2 separate regions of the Homo sapiens genome follow, and region 1 is linked to region 2. A link is a loop called in an ENCODE intact Hi-C map of the cell type or tissue named here. Cell type or tissue: PC-3. All regions are shown on one strand. Each heading gives the region's core, and the rest is flanking DNA. Links, peaks and the distances in the headings are about the cores only. Region 1 overlaps LINC02981 (long intergenic non-protein coding RNA 2981). Region 2 has its middle 11 kb from the start of LINC02860.

The links. A loop is a pair of places that touch in the nucleus more often than their neighbours do. Peaks named below come from ENCODE experiments on the same cell type or tissue, not always from the same donor. Only the 100,000 strongest peaks of a DNase experiment are listed, where the experiment ranks them.
Region 1: a loop joins it to region 2, with 4 times the contacts of the local background. A loop is called at or near these places in 4 of 110 quality-filtered maps.

Annotation. Positions count from the first base shown.
Region 1 is chr7:26,506,852-26,509,662 of GRCh38, reverse strand. All of the region lies in intron 4 of LINC02981 (long intergenic non-protein coding RNA 2981), which reads right to left. Among named protein-coding and RNA genes, the nearest start is that of KIAA0087, 31 kb to the left of the region's middle. RefSeq lists enhancers at 419-919, 920-1,420. In PC-3, for the core only: a CTCF peak has its summit at 1,832; a DNase peak (open chromatin) is centred at 462; H3K4me3 peaks cover 939 bases; H3K27ac peaks cover 726 bases.
Region 2 is chr7:26,647,379-26,650,189 of GRCh38, reverse strand. No RefSeq gene overlaps it. Among named protein-coding and RNA genes, the nearest start is that of LINC02860, 11 kb to the right of the region's middle. In PC-3, for the core only: no CTCF peak of the experiment used is centred there; a DNase peak (open chromatin) is centred at 1,309; H3K4me3 peaks cover 461 bases; H3K27ac peaks cover 1,457 bases.

The DNA of each region.
Region 1 (2,811 bases), core at 301-2,800, 140 kb after region 2:
TTTGGGAGGCCGAGGCGGGGGCATCACGAGGTCAGGAGATCGATACCATCCTGGCTAACACAGTGAAACCCCGTCTCTACTAAAAATACAAAAAATTAGCTGGGCGTGGTGGCCGGCGCCTGTAGTCCCAGCTACGCAGGAGGCTGAGGCAGAAGAATGGCGTGAACTCGGAAGGCAGAGCTTGCAGTGAGTCGAGATCTCGCCACTGCACTCTGGCCTGGGCGACAGAGTGAGACTACGTCTCAAAAAAAAAAAAAAAAGATTTAGTTAAATGCTATTTGAGATAGATCAACGAAGGGAGCATGTTCAGGACATTTAAAAAAGTAAAAATAACCCTGAAAAAAAACTGCCTATGTGTGTGTACACCCTTACCAGCACCCAAGCTCTCGGAGAGCTGAGGCTGTGCCTGACTTAGGCTTGTCTGCCCAGCGCCTGACATATAATAGGTTCTCAACACAGGTCACTGAATAAACAAAAGAATCAATGAATGAGGGAATGAGATCAGCTTTTTATGGGGCAGCACCAGAAAAAGAAACAGAGCTTCAGGAATATCAGTGCCTTCTTCAGAGGGGCTGTTTATTTGCATTCACCATAGTTACCAAGTGGTCCTTCCCTTCGATGAAAGAGTAACTTGGATAGAACCAGGAAGCTCTCACTGCCCTTGGGGGTGGGCAGAATCTCAGCAGAGGGGCTCCTGCATTCCTGCGTTAGTTCCCGTCTGGCTCCACTGCTTTACCTGCCTTTGCCTCCATTTTCCGAACTGTCCGTTACAGCATTTCGGTGCAGACTCACTGAGCTAATAATGCCTCCACAATCTTAGGTGTGCCAGAAAAAAATTCTCATAACTCAACTCATTTTCTATGAAAAGACGGCACAGCAGGCAGCCAGCTCACCCCACTCAGTCTGCAATGTCGCTGCCCGAGGGTCTACATTCTTGCCCAAATGGTCCATCTGGACCTGGCTGCTCTGGCTCTGAACCATGCAGGTGGCAGGAGTCTCTGTGGGGATTCCCCAGGCCACTCCCTGTCTGGGCTGTGGTACCTGCAGGCAGTCCCTCTGCCTAGGAAAGCAGGTGCACGGCCCCACCCTCGCCCTCCATCCTGTCTGCTCACATCGCCTCTCACGAAAAATTCTTTCTCATCTGAGGAGCGAAGCCTTTTCTTGTTTCTCCCAAACATTTGCCCATGACCCCACATCCTCTACACTCTATCCCATTTGTCCCCAGAGGTGATCGACACAGCTGCTTAAAAAGGAAGACAGAGTAAAGAGAAATGTCTGGGGCCAAAAGAACTACGGAGAAATGTTAACTTTTTTTTTTTTTTTTTTTTTTTTTTTGAGACGGAGTCTCGCTCTGTGACCCAGGCTGGAGTGCAGTGGTGCGATCTCCGCTCACTGCAAGCTCTGCCTTCCGGGTTCACGCCATTCTCCTGCCTCAGCCTCCTGAGTAGCTGGGACTACAGGTGCCCGCCACCACGCCCGGCTAATTTTTTTGTATTTTTAGTAGAGACAGTGTTTCACCGTGTTAGCCAGGATGGTCTCGATCTCCTGACCTCGTGATCCGCCCACCTCGGCCTCCCAAAGTGCTGGGATTACAGGCGTGAGCCACCGCGCCCGGCCGATTAACTTTATCTTAATAAGATAAAATGTCGTGAACTTGTATGTGATCAATTAATGTAAGTTATTATTATTATTATCATTATTATTATTAGAGGGGGAGCCAGAGAATGAGGAGCCCAGTTTATGATGAGAATTAGAACAAGGCTCTGCCACCATGCTGACCGCAGCAGGGGGCGCCTTCTTCCCCCTGCTGCTCAGGGAGGGAGTGCCAGCCAAGTTTCACCCATGTGACCACACTTCCATCCAAAACAATTTGAATTAATTTTGTGCATGAAATTTGGTGGGATGCAATGCCAAATGTTTAACTGAAATCAAGATGCAAACTTCCCTTCATTTACTCATTTTGTAAATGCTGTCAAAAATAAAATAAAAGCCATTAAGCTTGTCTGGCAACATTTGTCCTTTGTGCACCACGCTATTCGTCGTCACTGCCTCCCTTATCCTCTGTCTGCATGCCCCCCTCCTGCTCTCCTATATTTGTTCTGGTATATTTACAGTCCCTGGGCAGGCCCAGCACACTGTCAGCTCTACTGACTTTGCCAAGTCTAAGATCCCTTTTAGGGACTTATTTTATTTAAAGAGCACCCCATTAATGGGTTTAATGGCCTTTCAATCACTTAGTATGCATTGTCAATGAGGGAGAATCGATTTTCTGAGAATTCCTGTTCTGGGAGGAAAATAAACAGCCCTTCCTTCCCATTGCAATTTGGCCAATGAGCAGATGATGTAGAACTCAGCTCTATCCCAGACTCACAGAGCTTTTCTTGCAGCGGGCCTGCGAGTGTGCAGGCTCACCCAGCACCACACTGAGTAAAACTCACTCCTTTCTTTCTGTGTTGCTGTCTCCTTTTAAATTGTGACTTGCCAGGTTGTGGGGACACCCCGCATATGCTGCAAATGAACTTTGAATGAGCTCGACTGTTGCTCTCACAAGACTCACTTCTGGGTTTGTGCCACCCTCTTTGGTCAAGAATCAAACCATTACCCATGGAGATGTATTAGATCCTTCTGGTTCACAGTAATGGGTGGGAAAGAATGGCTGGCATTCCGAGACTCCCCCTACCTCATACACCCATCCCAGACATGAACATTTTTTGGAACACCATGGTCTTGAGTTCCAGAACCTTGAAGAAGTGATCAAACACATATCCTCTCTCTGAGGTAACCTCTAATTCCATCAATATCTGTTGATGA
Region 2 (2,811 bases), core at 240-2,739:
CCTTCCCAATGTGTTCTGCTTCTGAGATGCATCTAATACTGTGAGAGACTAAAACGGTGGTGAGTGGAGGAGCTGGTTAAGGTGTTTAACCCAAGTCTCCCTATGCCATGCCTGTTGGATTGGTGCCTCCTTTGGGTGATGAGGCAAGGGCGGCCCGTCCACTGCCTGAAGTTTCTAATCCAGTTGTATACTTTCTTGAACTTACACCATTGAAAAATATCAAGGTCAGAACATGATTGAAGAACCTTTTTCCTCTCTTTTAAGTTACCACATTTATATATTGTTTTGCACTGAAGAAGGTTCTCTTAAAAATGAGGTTGAGATCCCTAAAGAAATTGCTTCAATCAGCAGCAGGGCTTAATGACTGTTAATGGGAAGTGGAGATAGGATAGTAAGTGTTACTTTGATTAATAAGAGAACGGCAGAGAATTTAAATTGTGCCACTGATGGATTATTTTCTTCAAGCTTGATAAGCACTTCTCATTTGTTCTTAAATTTGGTCAATACTGTTAAAGGCAGCAAAATGAAGTATAATTAATTCTATTACGGCTACTCAGACCAAGTGTTACTAAGAAACAGATTATGATGCCAACAACAGTGGGAGTCACAGTGCTGACAGTTTGATTCTTTGAATACCTGTCATCGCTTATTAGCCTGAAAGAATGAACAAAATAATTCTGTATTCTGATTTTGAGATACCTAAAACCATTTTTTTCCATCTGTGTGTGTTCCACTGACCATAGTACAGGAAATATCAGTAAGATGATCAACTGACACTAAAATTATCCTGTATTGGAAGTATAGAGAGTAAATAAAAGATTGAGCTAATATATCAGTGAAAACATTAAGAGCTGATGCTCATTTTGAATTAATCACTAAGAAAATGGGATATTGATTTGATGTTGAATGGCTGTTGAAAGCTTTACATATTTCCTCTTTTCCAAAGATTCTGCCCCATATTAATAAGCCATGCTTTTTACTTTTCCTATTAAATTTATTCGGAACTGTTGATATGCAGATGACATTTAGAGCAAAGATACTTTATTTTAGTAGACAATTTTATTTGCTATGAATGCTAATGCCTAGGACACTAGACAGACCCTTTCCCTTGTTTTCTGCAAACAGCAGGATGCATCAATATTTTCAGAATAGGCTTTTTTTCTTGACCCCTTTAAAATCTATCCCTATCTATTTATTTAAGAGATACAAATCACTCTATAAGTTATGCTAAAAGTCATGGCTGAATGTGGGCTGATACATACAAGGTCTTACCTACTAGTTTTTAGCTTCTTAATTCAGTGACTCTTAGCCTGGCAGTTCATACTCTGAGTCATCTCTACGTAATTCAAGGAGTGCTTGCATGCCTTAAAATGAAAGAGATTAATTCCACTTTATTTTTTGAAAGAAAATATGCAATACATCAGTTCTGTTTCACAGAAACCACTAAATAACAGCAGGATTTTACAACTTCAGAAAAACTGGGCCTCAGACTGAACATGTGTCCTTCTGTTCACTGTTTCTAATTCCAAGTGTTGCGTTTCTTCCAAGTGTATAAAGTTACTAGGTGAGTAATCTAGGGTTAATATAAAATCTAAGTATGGTTGGTTAGTAGTGCAGTTATAAAGTTTCTCTGAAGTTCTAATTCCATTAATAAAAAATGTAAACCTTATCTGTTATGAATTGAGAACCAATTCTTTTGCCCAGATGTCCCATAAACATAATTTCCAAAGATGGGAAAATTATAGGAAAAACACTTCAGACCAGAATGTGAAAGTCAAGCCATGCTAGAAGAGCTTGTCTGCAGAGCATGTCTTTGGAGACAGAATCCAGGGTATGAGAAGGTGCCCTGAGCCATCAGACTGCCAGTAGCCCTAGTTCCGGGGGTACTTCTGCTACTGCACAGCGCAGAACGACCTTGGGCCAGCCTCTTGATCCCCGTGAGACTAAGTTTCCTCCTCTGTAAGGTTAAGGGTTGGCGCAACTGATCTCCCAGGTTCTTTCACCCCTAAAAACACTGGTCTTTGAGTAAAGCTCGTGCATAAGATATTCAGATGATCCTTTTAAAGCTGTTTGCTCAAAACGATGTGGTCTGTGGTCTGTATAGACACTAGAAAGGCCTGCTATGCTTCAAGCTCGTGTTCTCCCAGTGTGGATAATAATTCATTCTTCAGATGTTAAGTGGCCCCCACCACATACCAGGCCTGTGCTCCATGCAGGACATGAGGAACCCAGGCTTGTTTCTGCCCCCAGGGAGCTTCCTCACTGAGGGTGGGGGAGGCAAATGACAAGTGCACACACCAGCATGTAACAGAAAAGATTCCTTCAGATAAGTCCACTGAAGAAATGCAAGCCAAGAAATGTGATCAAATATGGTCAGAGAAGGGCTCTCTGACAATGGGAAACTGAGAGAGAAAAAACTAACCAGCAGAGGCAGGTGAGGGGAGATGGAAAGGGTAATTCAGCCTTCCTTGCCTGAGTGCAGAAAGAAGCATGACATGCATCTGCATTGTCTTAACACCTGGTCAGTTTTTCTTTCTTTCTTTCTTTTTTTTTTTTTTTGAGACAGAGTTTTGCTCTTGTCACCCAGGCTGGAGTTGCAGTGGCACGATCTCGGCTCACTGCAACCTCGGCCTATCGGGTTCAAGCGATTTTCCTGCCTCAGCCTCCTGAGTAACTGGCATTACAGGCACCTGCTACCACACCCGACTAATTTTTGGTTTTTTTAGTAGAGATGGGGTTTCACCATGTTGGCCAGGCTGGTCTTGAACTCCTGACTTCAGGTGATCCATCCACCTCGGCTTCTTAAAGTGC